2 separate regions of the Homo sapiens genome follow, and region 1 is linked to region 2. Evidence: chromatin contacts called from ENCODE Hi-C or POLR2A ChIA-PET data. All regions are on one chromosome and are shown on one strand. Each heading gives the region's core, a stretch centred on a gene start or an enhancer-like site at or near the end of the contact. The rest is flanking DNA. Distances are from core to core; before and after follow the strand shown. Region 1 overlaps WWC1 (WW and C2 domain containing 1). Region 2 overlaps WWC1 (WW and C2 domain containing 1).

Evidence for each region. Hi-C counts contacts between places; a loop is a spot of excess contacts on that map. ChIA-PET counts read pairs that join two places held with the same protein, here RNA polymerase II (POLR2A). Pooled maps may share reads with other maps.
Region 1: a pooled map shows a loop between it and region 2 (5-fold over the local background). The contact joins two enhancer-like sites. A Hi-C loop is called at or near these places in 6 of 168 maps with a recorded cell type or tissue (Caki2, Calu3, DLD1 and 3 more) and 6 of 50 pooled maps. POLR2A ChIA-PET finds 5 or more read pairs at or near these places in 4 of 52 experiments (AG04449, H1, MCF 10A and 1 more).

Annotation. Positions count from the first base shown.
Region 1 is chr5:168,330,310-168,334,121 of GRCh38, forward strand. All of the region lies in intron 1 of WWC1 (WW and C2 domain containing 1), which reads left to right. Among named protein-coding and RNA genes, the nearest start is that of WWC1, 41 kb to the left of the region's middle. Within about 2 kb of position 1,887, at least 2 of the 41 ENCODE cell types and tissues checked have a DNase peak (open chromatin) inside an H3K27ac peak, as active enhancers do; they include PC-9, where a contact is called at or near this core.
Region 2 is chr5:168,407,264-168,411,067 of GRCh38, forward strand. WWC1 (WW and C2 domain containing 1) reads left to right here. Exons shown (of 23, transcript NM_015238.3): 7 at 1,244-1,390; 8 at 2,659-2,732. Among named protein-coding and RNA genes, the nearest start is that of RARS1, 77 kb to the right of the region's middle. RefSeq lists an enhancer at 2,068-3,267. Within about 2 kb of position 2,553, at least 8 of the 41 ENCODE cell types and tissues checked have a DNase peak (open chromatin) inside an H3K27ac peak, as active enhancers do; they include PC-9, where a contact is called at or near this core.

The sequences.
Region 1 (3,812 bases), core at 637-3,136, 78 kb before region 2:
GCAACAACCCCTTGGAAGAAATCCTTGAAAAACTGGGATGTTCTATGGAGGGAAGCTACTCATGAGTTGTGTAACTTAGGCAAAGGCATTCACCTTTTCTGAGACTCAGTTTTCTTCTTATCAATAAAATGGAGCTAACAATAGGCACCTTCAGAATTATGATGATTAATTGGCTCGTGTTTTCTCAACACTGTCAATTGTTCTTGAGGTCACTATTGTTACCCCTACTTCTATGCACCCACCATGTATGCATGGAATGTGCTAGAAGGGGAAGAGGTAGTGGGAGGTGATCCTGGGGCAAATACAGCTAAGACCTCCCCCCATCCTACATGCACTCATTCTTCTCTTTCCTCTGTTAGTCTGGAAGGGGTTGGGGCTGTTGGAAGAAAAGGAACATAAAGCAGAGAGAAGGATGCAGTGAGGGTGTCTGGGACTGTTGGCAGGCAGCAGTCGGGTTTGGGGGCTACAGGGCTCTGCAATTGAGGAAGCCAGAGGTGGATGAAGAGTTGGCCACACCTCTCCCCTAAAGCTGCAGAATCTTCTGACTATAAAAAGAGCTGGTGCATTCAGAATCCTCTACAACCAGTCCTTCCCCTGACCTTCCCAGAAGCTTCGAACCCTCAGTGCTGAGCTGCCAAGACGAGCTGGGTGACTAACATAGCCATTCTCCAGTTTGGGGATGTCAGAATGTCCACCCCTTCCCCACTTCTCGAGGGGGTCATGCTTCAGAACTGCAGCCCTGCCACTTCCTCACTTCAGCCTTGTATGTAAGAGTAGCAAGCCCAGCAAACAGCCCAAATCTCTCTCCCTGGGGGCTGTGTGGATACATTTTGGGGCACCCATGCAATGGAGTACCTTGTGGACACTGACAAGTCTAAGGTAGAGCTACAGGTGCTCATAGGGAAAGGAGTCCAAGATACATGATGGAGCATTCAGCAAGATTCAAAACAGTAGTTTATATGTTTAAAGAATGGAGTTAAAAGTATACACTCCCATCAACTAGAGTTTTACAGATGGGCTTCAAGGAATTATCTGTTCCATAGAAATGTTTGGCCCACATGGTTTTGAAATAGCTGCTTCTCCAGGACCACCCTTTGAAAGCTTGTGTTCACTGCAGTCCACCCTTCCCACTTCACTGGGTTACCTGCCTGGGTCATGCTGGAATTTGAGTTTGCAACCCCAAGACAACTGAGAGTGAGTTAAGGGAAATTGTGTATGTCCTACAGTGTGATTGATCAGTTTTAAGATGAACTTGTTTGTTTTGCACGTTAATATCTTCGAATGTGAGGTACTCTTATCAATGCTGTTGGCCATTGCTATCGTTGCTTGCACCATGCACAAATAATGTCGTTTCTGTTAAGGTAACGTGATAGCTGTGGCCCCTCTGTGTTTTCATTGAAAACCGTGGAAAAACCATTTGCAAACAGGTCTTTGTTCTTATTGAAAAACTTTCTTTGACATCTTCTGGTGAAGTCAAGAAAGTGCTAGAATCAAAATTCAAAGTAATTGTCAGCGGCTTGGAAGAGAATCACGGAATTCTCTTTCAAGAAATGCTGCTGGGCACGGTGGCTCATGCCTGTAATCCCAGCACTTTGGGAGGCCAAGGCGGGTGGATCACTTGAGGCCAGAAGTTTGAGACCAGCCTGGCCAACATGAGGGAACCCCATCTCTACTAAACATACAAAAATTAGCCGGGCGTGGTGGTACGTGCCTATAATCCCAGTTACTTAGGAGGCTAAGGCAGGAGAATCACTTGAACCCAGGAGGTGGAGGTTGCAGAGAGCTGAGATCATGCCACTGTACTCCAGCCCAGGTGACAGAGTGAGATTCTGTCTCAAAAAAAAAAAAAAGATAAAAAATAAATGCCTTAACATTCAGTAGCACAAAAGAATGACACTGTGAATGAGAAACACACAGGTGCTGATGACTCAGAGCTGAGAAGGGGCTCAATCTTATACCATAGTTCATTCATTTCATTTAACTTCCTTGTCATACATGGAAAAGAGAGTCATATAATAAAGGCCATATCTAAAAAAAGTCTGAGCTTTTTCAGTACATATAAATATTCTAAGGTAAGGAAAGCTTTGGGTCATAACTTATTGGTAGTGTTTTCCTTTTCTGGTTGCATCTAATAATTCTGTTTATAAGTGATACTTTCTTAGTAATGAAGTAGAATATGTGTATGTATTTGATCAGCATGTATATGTGTTTTTGTGTGCACATGCATGTGTGCTGGGTTAGTGTACCTGCTGATATGTCTGTGAAAACATTTCTGGAAGGGCACACTGGAAATATTAACTTCCCTGTAACTTAAGGGTTTGCATAGTAGGTGAGGAGGGAAAAGTTTCTTGTTACTTGTATTTGTGGGTTACTTCTGTATGTTTTTGGTTTTTTCTTTTTCTTTTTCTTTTTTTTTTGTGACAGGGTCTCACTCTGCCGCCCAGGCTGGAGTGCAGTGGCACAATCTCAGCTCACTGTAACCTCTGCTTCCCAGACTCAAGCCATCCTCCTGTCTCAGTCCCCCAAGTGGCTGGGACTGAAGGCATGAGCCACCACACCAGGATAATTTTTGTATTTTTTGTAGAGACAGGGTTTCACCCTGTTGGCCATGGTGGTCTCAAACTCCTGGGCTCAAGCAATCTACCCTCCTCAGCCTCCCAAAGTACTGGGATTACAGGCATGAGCCACTGTGCCTGGCCATTTTTCACTTTTATTAAAAATGGTGGGGGAACCCTTCAAGTCTCAAGCCCCACCTCAGACCTCCTGACTTCAGCATCTCTGGGGATGGCACCCCCGGTGCCAGGCAGCCAGATTTGGTTCTCTGTCTAACCAGGCTGAAAGCCAACTGGCATCTGTAGGGGACCAAGGACTCCATGAAGCTCACAGGGGTTTCAAAGAAACTACGAATTCACTAACCAATTGACTATCTCCTTGCCCGCCTCTTTCCCTTTCTCCTCTCCTTCCTCAAGTATTTTTTGAGTACCTCCCCTATGTATAATGTCAAGCATGCATCTGCAGACCTTCTTTTCCCTTCGGGAGCTGGGAGTGGATGATGCCTATTTTGCACCCTTGAGATTCATGGAAAATGTGCATCTTTATAATCCTTGACCGTCTCTTCATACCTTTATGCCTGAGAATGCACCCTTGGTGCTGTGAGCCCTTTGTGGAGAATGTGACTTCTTCTCCCAGACAAGATCTCATTGTGAGGCCAGGTCTAGGTTTAGAGGTTCATAATGATGGGCAGCACCTCTGTGACTTTTGCAACCTGTAGAGGCTGCTCTGAAGTGCTATCTGTCCAGAAACACTGAGCTCTGCACTGGTGTGGCTGCGGAACTGTCCTGAAGGAGAGAGTGCAGGAGAGGGACATTTGGAAGGAGCACATCCCCCCGCCCAGGCTTTACCTGCACAGCTTCCCTATTTATCAGCCCAGGTTCATTATGCTAAGGACTTAGGAATTGCTATCCCTTCTATGCTGAGGACTCAGAAATTGCTATCCCTTACCAGCCCCCTCCCACTCCTTCAAGATGAACTCATTACAAGATTCTTACAGAACTATAGCCTGATCATCCCCTTGCATAAAACACTTTATGTTCTGTCATGGCTCTTAAAGTCTACTCTCCCTGGCCTGGCAAGGGGGCTCATGCCTATAATCACAACACTTTGTGAAGCCAAGACGGGGAAGGATCCCTTGAGCCCAGGAGGTGGAGACCAGCCTGGGCAGCTTAGCAAGACCTCATCCCTACTGAAAAAAAAAAAAAAAAAAAAAAAGCCATGTATAGTGGTATACAACTGTGGCCCCAGCTACTGGTGAG
Region 2 (3,804 bases), core at 1,303-3,802:
CTTTTGTATGCATCATGTCTCATCTCTTAAATCAACCCTAGTTTATCCCCATCCTACAGAAAAAAGACTGTACAACTCAGAGAGGAAGCTAGAGCGGTGATTCAAACCCTGACTTACAGACCCATTCTCTTACCCCCTGTACATATCACCTCCCTTTCCACAAACCACCCTGACCTCAGATATTTCACTGGCAGATTAGGAGTCCTCAGAGATGCTATAAATGACTTAGTGAAGGAAGCTGTATGCTCTATGAGAAACAGAACAGTTTGGAAGCTCCTGCCCAGGACAGCAGCCCAGTGAAAACATTTAGATGAAGAGCTCATGGACAGTGAGGCATGTTCCTGTTATGATTAGTGGTTGAGATCATGGAGCCTTAAGCCAGATAGACCAGGTCCAAATCTTGCCTCGGTCAATTGCCAGCTTCTCATCGATAAATTGGGGATAATCATAGGTCATTCTTTGTATGACTATTGTCAGGATTCAGTAAGACTCTGGTAAAGCTGACAGTTACTGAGTATGGGCTGTATTCACTAGTGTTTTATACTTGTCATCTCATTTAATCAAGATGATGGCCCTGTGAGATAGGACCTGCGATTCTTCCCCCCTTTTTTTTTTAAGAACCAGGGTCTCGCTCTATCACCCAGGCTGGAATGCAGTGGCATGATCATAGCTCACTGCAGCGTCAAACTCCTGGGCTCAAGCAATCCTCCCACCTCAGCCTCCCAAGTAGTTGGAACTACAGACATGCACCGCCACATCCAGCTATTTTTTTTTTTTTTTTTTTTTAGAGATGGGAGTCCCACTGTGTTGCCCAGGCTGATCTTGAATTCCTGGCCTCAAGTGATCCTCCCAGCTCGGCCTCTCAAAGCACTGGGATTACAGGCATGAGCACCCAGCTGATTATTCCCATTTTATAGGAGAGGAAATTGAGGCAAAGAGAGGTTATTCAGCTAGGTCAAGTCACACAGCTGGGAAGCAGCAGAGCAGGGATTCCAACTAGGGCATGTGGCTCCAGAGTCGGCATCCACACCGGTTTCTCCTATGTCATAGGCCCAGCGCAGAGCCTGGCACACAGCAAGGACCCACTCACTGCTAGCTCTCTATCACAGGATCAGTAGGATATCTGGGGAGGGCACAGGTTCCTAAATTAAGGGAGGGTAGAGAGGGAAGCACAGGGAGCGTGGCAGACCCAGAGCTCCCTCCTGGGAAGGCGCATCACTAACCCTGCTCTCCCCTCCTTCAGAGCCTTGCCATGTTGAAGGACGGCTTCCGCACTGACAGGGGGTCTCACTCAGACCTGTGGTCCAGCAGCAGCTCTCTGGAGAGTTCGAGTTTCCCGCTACCGAAACAGTACCTGGATGTGAGCTCCCAGACAGACATCTCGGGAAGCGTGAGTAGACGGGGCAGGTTGCTGGGGGCCTTCCACAGGATGGCAGCTGGGAGGCTGCTGTAATGGACAGCTGCCTTCTCATGGCTCACCAGGGAGCTGGCCAGGGGTTCTCTGCAGGGCTGGCTGCTGCCTCAGCCCTCTGGAGCTCTGTTCTCTTACAGACCTCCTGGCCCCAGGAGGATATGATGTGATGCTGTGGAGGAAAAGCCTGCACTGACGGACGTCATGGCCCTGAGTATTGCCTGGCCAGGTGCTTGTGTCTCTTAATGCTGCACAGAAAGCATGTTTAAAGGACAAAATGTCTTTCTCTGGTTTTTTTTTTCCATACTATTTTGCAGTTCCATTTTCATTTTTCTTTCCCCAGCTGGACAGCAGAGGATATTTTCCTCCTGTTAGTCTCAAAACAATGCATGCAGCTTTCAGGCAGCTGCTTGACTCCCAGTTCCAAAGCTCAGTCCAGTCCTAGTTATGAATAGTGAAAGCACTGTCCAGATGTGGCTCAGGAAAGAGTTAGAGTAGGGCTGAACCATGGTGCCTCGTAACTTTTGGAGAGCTTTTGTTTTACTAGAGCCAGCAACATTGAACGAATCTGCCTTCCAGCCTCTGTGGCGGACAGCCTCTATATGCTGTTCCTATCTAAGTTCCATAGCTGTCTTCCCACTTGTCCAAGGGTGACCGGTGAGCCTTGTAGCTTCTTGCTGCTCTTAACAGACTAGCACAGAAAAAGAGGCTGTCCCTTCCTTCCCCATACCACCATGTGTCCAGCTACTAGCCATCTGCAGGCCAAAGTATTTGTAAAGGAACTGTACCCCTCTTTGTGAGTGCAGGGGTCTTCTCCCCAACTACCCAGTGTTTCACTCCTGACTGCAGCCTCTGAGTTTTCTATGGATCCCCTCACCAGTGCCCCTAGAATGAGTTTCTTGATATTGGCTATCCCTGTTTCCTCCTCACCAACTGTCCTCCATGCTTCTGTGGCTTGAATGGGCACCAAGCCAAGCCATTTGGGGCTGCAAGATGATATTCTGGGCTTTTGGCTTCTATTTTCAAAGTGATCGATGTCTGAGCGTACGGTTCTTCCCGTGGCCTGAAGGGAGGAAAGTGTTTTTGCTTAACCAGCTTCCCTGCGATCTGCACCGCCAGCCCAGTCACCGGGGGCTATTCTTGGCTACTGCCCACGCAAGCTGTCAAGTCTCTCATGAGCCCTCGAAACCCAACTCAGCACCGGCCACAACAGCCACATAATTCCTGACTTTGTTCTTCTCCTCCAGTTCGGCATCAACAGCAACAATCAGTTGGCAGAGAAGGTCAGATTGCGCCTTCGATATGAAGAGGCTAAGAGAAGGTAATTGGGCTGGGGCTAGGGGCGGGATGGTTCCAAAAATAATAACTACTATTGTAGAATGCCTGCTCTGTGCTTAGCTTTTCACACACTTCGTCTTCTTTAATCCTCACAAAGATTATGAAGATAGTTATTATACTTTTTATATTTTCATCCTCTCTGAAATTCAGAGAGGAAATGACTCACCCAGGACACTTCACAAGACAGAGAGTGAAACTATGCTTTGAACCCAGATCTGTTTAACCTCAAAGCCGAGTTATCTTCCCACTTGCCTGTCTTGATTTCTGCAACCGAGGCTTTCCCATGATCCTGTAAGCATTTTGGTTTGAAGGAGTACAACTGGAATTTCAGCAACAGGCTAAAAAGATTATGGACACTACCCACTTCAGTGTCTCCTGCACAGCTGGGAGCAAGCTGGGCTTTTAAGCAGTGTAGACCTCTGGGATTTAGATGTTCTGTGGCTTCACAGAATCCTAAGCAATCAGGTTCCACTACCACAAGTAAAATCAAAATAATAATCAAAGCTGACATTTTTAGAGCATCTGTTATAGGCCTAAAGAGATTTTTATTTTTAATTACTTTGTTTTCTTTTTTAGGGACAGGGTCTCGCTATGTTACTCAGGCTGGTCTTGAACTCCTGGCCTTAATTGATCCTCCCACCTCAGCCTCCTGAGTAGCTGGGATTACAGGCACGCACCACTACCCTTGGCTGAGATTGTTTATTGTACTAAAACATTTGTGCATGCATCTTCTCATTTAATTTTAAAAGCAATGCATCTTCTCATTTAATTTTAAAAGCAACCTTATAGCACAGGGTCTATCTTATTATCTCCATGTTAGAGAGGAGAAAGGTAAGACCAAGATATTTCATGACTATTCCAGGTGGTAGAGGCAGAATTTGAATCCTGGACAATCTGTCTTTAAGTTCATGATCTTTGCTTTTTTTTTTTTTTTTTTTTTGAGACGGAGTCTCGCTCTGTCACCCAGGATGGAGTGCAGTGGCGCGATCTGCAAGCTCCGCCTCCCGGGTTCACGCCATTCTCCTGCCTCAGCCTCCCGAGTAGCTGGGACTACA